2 separate regions of the Homo sapiens genome follow, and region 2 is linked to region 1. Evidence: chromatin loops called from intact Hi-C (ENCODE). Cell type or tissue: ovary. All regions are shown on one strand. Links, peaks and the distances in the headings refer to the core of each region. The heading gives the core; the rest is flanking DNA.

What was found. Hi-C counts contacts between places; a loop is a spot of excess contacts. Peaks named below come from ENCODE experiments on the same cell type or tissue, not always from the same donor. Only the 100,000 strongest peaks of a DNase experiment are listed, where the experiment ranks them.
Region 2: it touches region 1 in a loop (6-fold over the local background); 21 of 110 quality-filtered maps call a loop at or near these places.

What each region holds. Positions count from the first base shown.
Region 1 is chr3:113,206,692-113,212,373 of GRCh38, forward strand. It overlaps BOC (BOC cell adhesion associated, oncogene regulated), which reads left to right and starts at 4,866. Exons shown (of 20, transcript NM_001378074.1): 1 at 4,866-5,325. LOC124909486 reads right to left here. Exons shown (of 2, transcript XM_047449436.1): 2 at 706-5,589. The coding sequence ends at 4,864. RefSeq lists an enhancer at 5,227-5,682. In ovary, for the core only: no CTCF peak of the experiment used is centred there; DNase peaks (open chromatin) are centred at 4,130, 4,728 and 5,090; H3K4me3 peaks cover 1,847 bases; H3K27ac peaks cover 2,114 bases.
Region 2 is chr3:113,145,077-113,151,921 of GRCh38, forward strand. All of the region lies in intron 1 of NEPRO-AS1 (NEPRO antisense RNA 1), which reads left to right. All of the region lies in intron 3 of LINC02044 (long intergenic non-protein coding RNA 2044), which reads right to left. Among named protein-coding and RNA genes, the nearest start is that of LINC02044, 19 kb to the right of the region's middle. In ovary, for the core only: no CTCF peak of the experiment used is centred there; DNase peaks (open chromatin) are centred at 3,095 and 3,485; H3K27ac peaks cover 2,500 bases.

The DNA of each region.
Region 1 (5,682 bases), core at 3,183-5,682:
CTCCTTGGAAAGCCCATAAAATACTTCTTAATGGCTAGACAAAATTTGGGCATTTTCTAAACAGTTTTTTTTTACTGCAAGAAGTAGCCTGCAATTCATGAAATAGTTGTGAAGTAGTGTGTTTCACTGGAAAAATCTTGGGTTTGGAATTCTTACCACCATTTAGTTGTTGGGGATCTCAGGCATGTTATTTAATTTTCCTTATCTATAAAATGGAGATAATTGCACCTATATAGCACAAGGTCATTATGGGGATTCAAGATGGAAGGTACACACAGAATCCAGGAGAGAAACTGGGAGAGGAAGGTGCTCAATAAACATTAGCTTATTTCTCAGAGGCTTGTTGAAAAGGTTAAATAAAATCATAAATATGATGCAGTTCATAGGGTAAGCAATTAGTGCCCAGCTCTTCCCATTGGAGTGTTGTTTCCACTAAAGTGAATATTTGGCAGTTGTTTTCTTTATTGTTCAGTGTAATCATTCAGACTAGATAATTCAATCAAGTCTTCACTTGGGACCTTGTGTTTGATGATCTCATTGTTGTTTTTAATTAAAATAATCTGAGAGATGGAAATGTACATTGGAACCACTGGAGGACAATTTTGTAATACCAACTAAAAGCATTTAAAATGTTATATCCTATCCATTGATCCCAAACTCCTACTTACATGAATTTACCCTTAGGAAATAATCAGAACAAAAAGATTTATAGCTAGATGTTTAGTCAACTGCAATACAGGATGATAATAAAAATGGAAACGATCTAAATATGTAACAATAGAAGAATGGTTGAATAAATAACAATCTCTCTCTTTGATGGGATAGTACACAGCAGTTAAGTCAAATTTTGAAGATTACATATGGGGAAAATAATCATTAAAATGTTAAATTTAAAAGCATGATAACCTGTATGTACAATGAACCCAAATTTGTAAAATATGAAAGTACCAGATAAATCAATGAAGAAGCTGGCTCCTGCCTGAATTACCAGATGCATTAAAAATTGTATAAAATATTGAATAAACTCACCCCAATTATGTTTCCCTTTAAATGTCTTTCAATTCTGATTCAATTAGAATCATATACTCAGTGTCGATAACGTGTTTATTTGTATTGATGAGAAACAAAAACAAGAAAGAAAAATGACTAGAAAAAACACTCCACTATGTTAATAACAATGTTATCCCTGGGTAGTAACTTTAAGTTGATTTTCTTCTTTTATGTGTTTTTCTACATTTTCTAAATTTTTGTCAGTGCACATATTTTATAATCAGGAAAGCAGATTTATATTAAAACAGAGGAAAACATCATCAAGTCCTTCTTTCTTGTCTACATCTTAATAATTTTCTCAGCATAATCCTCTCCAGATATCTTTCACAGTCAAAGAGATCCCTGTTTATATGATACAGGTAGAGTATCTACAGCACACTGAGAGGAAACCACGTCTTTTCATGTCATTCACTGAATTCCTTCCAGTTTATTCTGCACAGCCTAGCAACATAGTGACTTATATAGACCTACAATCCCTACTCACCTCCCCACTCCTTCCCCCGACCAAGCATTTAAATTAATGTGATGATCACTTCCATACCAAATGCTTCCTTCTTGGTGGAGGCCCATAACATTTCCAAGAAAGCAAGGTGCTAGAGGTAAATCACCATCAACAGAACGGACAGTAGCAAAAAGCACCTTACAAGATCCAGACTCCACCTAACTGTTTTGAAATGGCTAGAGATGCTGGAATGGGTTGGGGTGGGTTAAGATAGAGAAACTAATTGAAAGGGGAGGAGGGAATTAGGCAAGAAATACCCTCCAGGCAAAATGGAGTGGGGAGAAAATTCAGATACGTTGTTCTTACAGGACTAGTAGTAATAAACACAATCACATTAATACAAAGAGCAATAAAAACAATAAACATATCTGAGGTACCAACAGTGTGCTTGATGCCGCCAGCAGAATTAAGTCCTCTTTATTAAGCTGTGATCTGCATTCTGCCTAAACTATAAGAAAGGTGAGCAGCAGGCCGGGAGCAGTGGCTCATGCCTGTAACCCCAGCACTTTGGGAGGCTGAGGCGGGCTGATCACCTGAGGTCAGGAGTTCGAGACCAGCCTGTCCAACATGGTGAAACCCCGTCTCTACTTAAAAAAAAAAAATTAGCCTGGCGTGGTGGCAGGCACCTGTAATCCCAGCTACACGGGAGGCTGAGGCAGGGAGAATCGCTTGAATCGGGGAGGTGGAGGTTGCAGTGAGCTGAGATCATGCCACCGCACTCCAGCCTGGGTGAGAGAGCCAGACTCCATCTTAAAAAAAAAAGGAAAGAAAGAAAGGTGAGCAGCCTGCATGCATGAAGGAACAAGGCAGTGTGTCATTCTCCTGACTAAATGGTGCTGGTAGGGACTGTTACATTCTTTGTGTTCTGTTGTGTTCTGATGCTTAACTCAGAGCCTAGGGCTGTGTGGACCCAAAGACCAGAGTAAGAGAATGGAGAGTCCTAGGAGAAAGATGACAGAAGGGGTAGAAGATATCTTTGAGATGTCAAGCAACGAATAGTATATACAGGAATATAAAAGAATGAATCTGAGACCTTCATGCATCACGTTCTCATTGAGCGGTACTTGGAATCATCTTTGAAAAACAGAAGGCTGGATACGCTGCTTGGGTCCCTGGGGAGAAGGAGTGTTATCACTGCAGAGGAAGCTGGTTGACCCATTCCCTTGGGGGAATTAAAAGTTCTGTACCCAGGGTGGACCCCAGGCCTTGTAGTCCAGAATTGTGCCTTGGAAGGAGGACAAAAGAAAGTGGAAGCTAATATAGTCAATGACTGGAAAGAAAAATAGGTCTTTGAGAATGTTGGGGGAGATTGTTAGAGATTAAAAGGGAAGGAAAATTAGGATGATTAAGTAGGAAAAGGAAATGTAGGTGGATAATGCACAGAGAGAGTTCAGAGTCCTTTTCACCTTCTTGCTGAAAATGCATCATCCTCCAGATCCATTTTGCCAGAGGAACATGCCTAAGAATCCAGGCACAGAGCTGAAAGTACTCGATAAATCAAAAAGGAAATTGGCTTCTGCCTGAATGACTAAATACCGGAGAAAAAATAGTGCAAAATATGGAATAAAATACATTTATGTTTCCTTTGTAAAGGTCTTTTGGTTCAGATTCAATTAGAGTCCTATACTCAGTGTAAAGTATGTATGTTTACTGACAAGAAACAAGTTAATAAAAAACAAAACAGGGCCGGGTGAGGTGGCTCACGCCTGTAATTTTAGCACTTTGGGAGGCCAAGGTGGGCAGATCACTTGAGGCTAGGTGTTCAAGACCAGCCTGGACAACATGGTGAAACTCCGTCTCTACTAAAAATACAAAAATTAGCCGCGCATGGTGGCAGGTGCTTGTAATCCCAGCTGCTTGGGAGGCTGACACTGGAGAATCTCTCGAATTCAGGAGGCAGACTTTGCAGTGAGCCGAGATTGCACCACTACACTCTAGCCTGGGCGACAGAGTGAGACTCTGTCAAAAAACAAACAAACAAACAAACACACACACACACACACACACACACACACACACACACACACACACACACAAAACCCCCAGAGGCCCAGAAAAGTTAAGTGACTTTCCAAAGTCACAGTGGCTTCCTGACTCCCAGTGCAGCTGTCCAGCCACACAGGGAAGGCAGCACCCCCATTCACCCTACTACTAGCCTGGCTGTCTTATTTCCAGGACAGCTTCCTCACCAGCTTGGCACAAACTCCCAGTTCACTTTAAACAAATGGCTTAGCCCTGCTGGGACTTGGTTTTCTCAGCTGCAATGAAGATACGGAATGGATGACCGCTCACAACCTGTGCTTCATTCCTAAAAAATAAGAAGGGAATCCAATTTGCCACCAACTCAACATTTGCCTTCTCACTGCCCTGGAAAGGTAGTTTTTAAAACGTGGCCCCTGACCTGCAGCATCAGCATCACCTGGGAACCTATTTGAAATGCAAATTCCCAGGTCCACCTACTGAATCAGAAACTCTGGAGGTGGGGCCCAGCAAAGGGATTTAGCAAGCCTTCCAGGGAGTCCTGCTGCAGATCAAGTTTGAGAACCACAGCTCTGAAAGTTTTCTGACCAACACACACGCGCGCGTGCGCGTACACATACACACGCATAGGTAACTAACTTTTCCGTGGCCACTAGCACCCCCAACCCATGCCCCCAACCCCAGCCCCAGCTCTCCCTCCCCATTCCTCCCTGGCTCCATCCTGGGATGATGAATGGAGGTCAGGGCGCTGTCAATGGACGACGCGGCAAACCCTCCCCAACCGACCGAGGGGGTCGGGGGAGGCTGCGTTAAGGCTTCCCTGAGATTGGTTTCCTTATCATTTTCTCCACCGCCGCTGTCCCATTTTCTGATGAGTTTGCTTTTAATGATTTATCCAACAGTTTGTCTTGCAGAAGAAGAAGACCATTGAGAGGTGGGTGTCAGGAAAGTCTTGGAAGAGACTAGGCGAAAGGAGGGAAGGATTGTACATGGAAGAGCAAGGGTGCGAGGTGAAGCTAAAGAGAAAGTGAAGGCTTCAGGGGAGCCCCCTGGGTTCGGGGAAAAGGGAGAAGATGGTGCTTTTGGTATGGGAAAGCAAAAGAAGTTGGAGGAGAGCGCGGGTCTGAGGCACAGCAAAAAGTGGGTGTTAACGGGAAAACTGCCCTAGAGTTTGGGGGACTTTTTCCAGCTTCCTTTCCAAGACTTTTTCTTTGCTCCATTTTGCTCCTCCCCCTCCTCCCAGCCTCCTCCACTCCCTCCTCCTCCTCCTCCTCGCACGGTAATGGGAGGCTCCTAGGCAGGAGAAGCAAAAGAAGGAATTGTTTGCGAGTTCAGTCATCCAAAAAGCTTCTTCCATATGGAGGGACCGGGTGCGCTGGGCGCGGCGTCCCCTGCGTTGTCCTCCTGCTGCCGCCCCCGCGGCCGCCGCTTTCTGCCGCGGGGACCCTGAGCCCCGGCCCGCCGGTGTCAGCCGCCGCGCGCGCGCACAGACACACACACAGAGACACACAAACACACACAGAAAAGACACACACGCGCACACACGGCGCGCACACCCTCACGCCCGCCACAGCCACAACACGCCCGCACGCGCCCTCCCTCTCCGGCCCGCAACTTCTCGGTCCTCGGCTCCTTTGTTGCTCCAGCCGCGGCCGCTCGCCCGTGTTGTGTGTCCCCGGTGTCACCGAGCGTGTTGTGTGTCCGTGCGGCGCGGCGCTGTGTGGCTCCCTCGCGCCCACCACGCTGGCCCCCGGGCCCCGGCTCGCCCTTCCCAGGCGCCGGCTGCAGCAGAGGTGAGTCACGTCGCTGAAGTTTGTTTTCTTTTCATAAAAAGTTGTGTTTACTGTTGGTTCGGGGAGAGGAGGGGGCGGGAGGCGGCCGCAGGCCGAGGCAGCGCCAGCGAGTGGCTGCCGGGGGACGTGCCGGCGGCGGGAGCCGGGTCCCAGCGCTCGGCCGGGCGCCCGGGGCTGGGAGCTGCGGCCGAGGCTGGGCGCGCCGGGCGCCGGGCGAAGAAGTTGGGGCGAGGCGGGCAGCGGGGGTCCCGGGGGCTGCAGCCGCTACGGGGCCCAGGGGCGCCGCATCTCGTTCCCTGCCGCAGCGGTCTGGCCGGGCGATGGTGGTTTCGCCTCAGCGGTTCCCAGAAGCTTCTC
Region 2 (6,845 bases), core at 1,758-4,257, 63 kb before region 1:
TGCCACTGCCCTCCAGCCTGGGTGACAGAGCAAAACTCTGTCTCAAGAAATAATAATAATAATAATAATAATAATAATAATAATAAGTTCAAATGCCAATGCCACACATAATGTTTCTGCCATTGAAAAATATGACTTATGCTGTGTTTTACCCACCAACACACTCTGACTCACACAATTAAAGTGGTTGACCTACATCTGCAAGTCCATGTAAAATATATGCAAATGAGAAGACAACAGTGAAAAGAGAGAAAGGAGACAATTGATCATAGAACAGAAGGAAGGGTGGGAAATGTCTTTTATAATTCATCAAGACACAAATAGAGATATCTCGTTTTTTTTTAAGGCACCAGATCTACTGAGAAATAAATAAAAATTGAAAATATATATATAATCTAAAGGACAGCCTGGATATGTGGAACATCACGACTCAAAAAGCACCAAACCAGCAGAGTCCAGCAAACAAATTGTAAAATGCCAAAGCATCCTTTCTTTGGCATCACTTTGAAAGGTTGAGAATAGCTTTCCTCGCAGGTCTTGAAGAATAAGGACCCAGCAGCAGTCTGACCTGGAAGTTACAGTAGGGAGATGTAAGAACTCTTGAAATCCCTTCTCTCCCCAGCATCATGAGAGTTCTGACTGAGTTTATGAGATCCATTTTTACAAATCACAGGAGCGTATGAACTGTGGATGATTAAGGAGAGTCTTCATTTCTGAAAGACAGATGCTTCTGTGGGCAAGATGAGGCTGCCCCAGAGCTGCAACAGTTTGAGCAGAAATTTCTTCCAAAGGGGAAAACATTTCCACTTTTTGTTTCAACATTTCACTTTTTTTTCCGAAGTTCTTAAAACAGTAGTAATTATTGTTTTTCTAAGGGAATGTTGCTATTTTTGTCAGCATGGGCTTTGAACTGCTTTGACTTTTTCTCTAATCTTGCTGGCACAGTAAAGTTGTTGCTGCGTTAATGTAAAGGGCGAACATTTTGAATAAGATAGAAAAGCACAAAAGAAGACCTCCTTGAGATACTACCGAGACTAGAGGTTGTCTTTGTTAGTCAGATGTTGACAGTGCTCAGGAGCCACTCCAGCACTTAGGGGGGTGTCATATGGTAGCAAGACAGGTACTTGTTTCCAATCGAAAGATAGGAGTGACAGCATGTGATCAGATAAGAGGAAGGGACTCAGTTGAAAGGAGAGGGCTTCCATCACACTGGTTATTGTTGCCCCCTCTTGGAGCTTTGCCTGAGTTCAGGGGGCCTGTGGACCTTTCTTAATTTATTATGTACCAGTGGACTGGGTAATCAGGAGAAAGCTGTCCATTAATCCAACCATAAGTCCAAATATAGTCAACATTTTCACACATTGGCCAACCTCAATGGACAATGAAGTCTACAGGCAGCACTTAACATTTAAAAAGGGACGTTGAAAAGCACTTAACATTTAATCAGATCAAATGATTAAAATGGCTTGAAAATCCCCTAAATTGTCCTTAAAGAACATTATTATACCATTGTGTGAGACCAAAATATGCCACCCCAAAATATGAAGGATTGTTGAGCTGATGGTAATTAAGAAGAAACAGATGCAGAAAAGCTCTCTGCCCTTCCTCTATTTGCCTAAAAGCAGGACATAGATTTACAAAGACAATAGGTATCCTGCACCCTATCACCCCACTTCTACCAGAGAGAACAAAGGTTAACCACTAAAGACAGCTTGGAACTCTTATAAACCTGGAGATGGTTCCAGAGCAATCTACACAAACAAGCTTTACTAACCAGCCTTTAATTTGCCTTCCTCCAAGTTGCCTTCCCTAGAGACTTAAAGTCTTTTTCCTTTGTCTTGCCACTTCTTTAAAAATTTACTGTTCTTTGAGAACTATTCCCTGGGTATCTCCCATGTATATATAAAATAATGCATATTAATAAACTTCTGTTTGTTTTTCTCTTGTTAATCTGTCTTATGTTACAGGGGTCTAGATAGGGTTCCCATCTAAGAACTTCTGAAAGTTGAAGAAAAAATTACTTTTCTTTCCCTACACCATTTTTCAACAAAAGCAGCGTAACTTGTTGTGTGTTTTCCTTCAGTTGGGTAGGAGATAAAGTAGTGAACTTTTATGTAAAGGACAACTTTTTATTTAAAAAAATTCTTGTTTCCTTAAACATAAATTCACCGATATTATGAGATCTATCTGAGAACCAAGACCAAAGAAACCAAGGGAAGAGTAGATTCACATGTCTCAGCTCAGCTCACCTAACATTCTTGCTCATTGTGTTAAAAGATGGGCAAATCATCCCTACTCTTTAAATGGTGTTCTCTCACTCTCTCTTGCTCTCTCTTGCTTTATCTGGCCTAACATATCATTGAATTCATATCAATTAAACACAGAACTTTACTCCACAATTCATGAACATATCCTCTCCAACTCACCAAGAGCCTAAGAGAAAGCTAGAAATAAAAAGACACAGAGCTTAAGCCTCAGGACAAATTGGCCTCTGGAAAGTGCCTTTGCATTTGGCTGCTGTCTTTCTAAATGTGTGCCCCAGATTCCAGCCCTATATTATCACACTTTTCCCATTTATGATGCCTCCTCCACCTTTAAGTGTTCTTTACACAATTCTTGGATGAGACTTTTTGGTCCAAAGACCTTGAGAAAGAAGGAAATACAGATTTATGGGAAAGGGACCTGGAAAATCTCAAACAGACACATCTTTATTGCAACCGTCTGAGTCTGTGGGAGAGAGAACAGGGCCCAGAAGGATCAGCTCTGAATTTGCTCCAACTCTAGACTTCACTCCCTTCTTTCCAAGCTCCCCACTCAGGCCAATATTTTAATCTTTCAATCTCTCTCCCTCCCTCATCATCCCCTGTTTATTCACCTTTTCCATTCCCTCGTCTCATTTTCTCATTCTTTCTGATTGCCCCGCTCTCTCGCACTCATATCCCCTCGCGTATCATCTTTCTGTTGGAGCCTGCACTCATGGCCTCCTTCCACGAGCAGCAGGTTTGAATCAGCTCCAGTTGAAAATGAAGGCAGGAGGTGGGGGTGGAGTGAGGCCAGGAGGGGAATAGCCACTTTCTGATGGCCAATGTACAGTAAGCACAGCCCTCCACCCTGCCTCCAGGCTGGTCCCTGCTGTCGCTGTCTCTCTGCCCGGACCCCCCACCACACACAGGTATGTACAAGAGAAAACCTAATAATCCCCTGCAAGGAAGAGGCCCCCATCCCCAATAAGGCAGCTGGTTTCCATTAGATGTTCCAAGCCCTATAAATATTCTCTTTTCTCACTTATCTCTTATTATTTTTCCTTTCCCTTTCTCATGTTCCCGCCTCTGGATTCCCTCCTGGGAGGAGGCCTAAATTAAAACGGGAAGGCTTGCCAAGCTTTGCATTAACCATCCTGTTATGCCCCAGGCCCCTGGCTGAGCACAGCCCAGAAAAGAGCTTCTTGTTTGTCCAGTTTGCTGCTCCCCACACGGAAGGCTGACATGCTCCCAGGAAGGAGGAAGGGTTGAGCTGAGCCTGAGCTGGAGGGTGTGGCCAGAACCATCTCACCTGCGTGCTGTGGGTTGTGTTCCTGGCTAAGCCTGTTGGGTCCTCTGTCAAGCTTGTCTTGTCCATAGCAGTGGATACTGTACAGTGTCTTGGGCACAGCTTTGGAGGGCAACACTCTGGGGTTCAGATCCCAGGTCCTTTGTTCACAGAGAATCTGACTTCAGGCAAGTTACACAACCTTTCTCATTTGTACAATTGTGCTGATAACACCCACCTCAAAGGACGGTTAAGAGGATGAAAATGAGGTAACTAATGGGAAAACATTTAGCTCAAGGTCTGCAGGTAGCAGATGTTGGTGCTCTTCTCTTGCCCCTCCCTGTAGGATTTACTGTTGGAAAACCTGCCCTCCTCCTCCACCAGCCTCCCACACCTTGCAAACAGTTAACTGAGCAATTACAGAATTTAATTAACTAGCAACTACAGACTCCGAATACCCAAGGGCCTGACTTGGGGAGCATACAAATGTTTACTTTTTGTTCTCTCTCCTCCAGCCTATTTTAAGATAAAGAAAGAGGCAGAGAAAGAGTGAATATAAAATCCCTAAATTAGAACAATGTTTACAATTTTTAGTACTTCTTATAAACTAGGCAGCAAGAAGCTATGTCATTGTTGAGCCAGTGACCCCAGAGCAAAAGTTCCTCCAGGGGTGGGGGAGAGGGAGGAACTTAAGCACCTCATCCTAAACTGAGGTAATTAAGAATACAGCTACTGGGGTCAGACTCTCTCTGGACCTGGACTCAAGCTCCAACTCTTCCTAGCTGCTGGGCTCAAACAAGTTACTGACCTCACTGTGCTTCTTTTCCTCATCGTAAATGAGGCTAACAACAGTACTGTCAGAGGCATTTGAACCAGAGAAACTCCATCTTGAAGAGGAGCTGGGTAAAATGAGGCTGAGACCTACTGGGCTGCATTCCCAGACAGTTAAGGCATTCCGTGTCACAGGATGAGATAGGAGGTCTGCACAAGATACAGGTCATAAAGATCTTGCTGATAAAACAGCTTGCAGTAAAGAAGCCTGCCAAAACCCACCAAAACCAAGATGGCGATGAGAGTGACCTCTGGTCGTCCTCACTGCTACGCTCCCACCAGAGCCATGACAGTTTACAAATGCCAAGGTGTAGTCAGGAAATTATGGGGAGGCATGAATAATCCACCCCTTGTTTAGCATATAATCAAGAAATAGCTATAAAAATGGGCAACCAGCAGCCTTCAGGTCTCCTCTGTCTATGGAGTAGCCATTCTTTTATTCCTTTACTTTCCTAATAAACTTGCTTTCACTTTACTGTATGTACTCGCCCCGAATTGTTTCTTCAGCGAGATCCAAGTACCCTCTTTTGGGGTCTGGATCAGGACCCCTTTCTGGTAACAGTACTACTGACTTTATAGGGTTGCCACAAAGACTGAATGAGCTAATATAGTTCACCAACTTTGAATAGTGCCTGGCAGAGTAAGTATGCAGCACATGTTAGTCATCCTTCCCATTCGGTCAATCAGTCCTAGTTTCGTATAGCCTTGCTCCTCCATCATGGCCATTCCCAAACTGGCCCATGTGCATGGACAATCATACAGCTGGGATTTGCTCCTCCCACCTCTGCATGCTCCTCGGACGAATTCTAGCCACTTTGGTGGCTCTGCGTAAATTCCAATCCTCACCGTGGAACAAACTCTGGAACCTCCTTAACTAACTGGCCTTCCCATGAGGGATGAACCTTTGGGACGCCATGCACTGTGCGTAGGAGGGATGTCTTTCCTGTGCCCTGGACACCCACAACCCATCATCCTCATGGCCTTCCTGAAACCAGAGCCTTCGTCTGGGAGTGCAGCCCATGACAAGCAACAGACATGACCAGCACAAACAGAGCCAAAAATCTTCAGACTGTTTCAGGGAAACTGCAGTGCTTGTCTGCCCTCTCTGCCTGTCTGTTGGGCTGAGAGTGAATGGAGGGTACTGTCCTCCCAACACAGAGGCAGGTATAGCACAGAATCCCAGGACCTTAAGTCCACAGAATTGAATCCCCTGTCCTCTGCACATGAGCCAATCTAGGCTAATGGCACTTCATAAAATGACTATTTTCTGTATTTCTTGTTAATTTCTTTGCCATATAAGTCAGCCTTGTCATACACTGTGGAGTCCAGCTAGACCTGGTTCTGTCACTTCCTCAGTGATGGACATTGGTCAAGTTTTTTAACCTCTCTGAACCTCCATTCATTAACCTATAAAATGGGGCTAACAAGCTTACAGCTTTAAAGATATATCTCATCTTCCTCAATAGACTTTAGCCATGGATGTTCACCTTTATGACTACTTATTCTGCCATTTTACTACAATTTGATTCCACTTCCTTTCATTCTATCCTTAGTGCAGTCAGAAAACAGCTGGTCACCATCATTCCTATATGTAACTACCTTCCAGAGACCTGGAAACAGTTAATAAATCATTCTTCAGCCTCTGAACTTTAGGCTAAATAATGTCAATTTCTTTAATCTTCATCCCAAGATCCTATCTGAAAATCTTGAGTAATTTTATCTTTGTCTTCTGGTCTCTCTAAAAATTAACACATCAGATTTCAGTGCCTCAACGTGAATATATTATTGTAACAAGGGCCTGGTAAAAATTTGGACTGTTTAATTCATCTAATTCATCCTCAGCTTGGGGTGCCCACTAGTATCCTCCCTATCTTTTATTTTTGCATATAAATGTTGGATCACTCAAACATGAAACAGAGAAGAAAGGCCAGTGTTTATTCCTTTAAGAAGGCAGTCGTGCAACTTGTTAAACTTTATCCCATTTGCTGGGGTAAGGGAGAAAAAAAAAGAGAGACAGGGAGCTACCAAAAGGGACTCTGAAGGAAATCATCAGAGTAAGGAGAAAAGCTCTTAAGAGATGTTTTTTGCCCTCTGAACTTTTCTTGCTCAATTCTGTTCTCCCATGGTGACAGTGCAGCTAATATAAGTCTGTGCTCCACTGGGCCCCTGCTGAGCCAGGCTGGGGTAGGACAGGAAATTACCACTCAGAAAATAAATGACCTGTCCCAGAGTCTTCTGTTAATGAGTCCAGGGCATAATAAATCAAGGTGACCCAGTCTCAAGAAACACAAGCCTGTTTAAAAACAAAAAAAAAAAAAAACCAAACCCCGAAGCCCCAGAGGTGAAGAGGAGGAGAAGGGAGAGAGGGGACCGCAGGGAGTCCTTATAAATCACACCCAAACGAAACTAGTGCAGATGTTTTCCAGTTTCAGGCCCACTCAAGAGGCAGAGAATAGACGCATGTGGAAGTGAATGGAAAGAGCTAT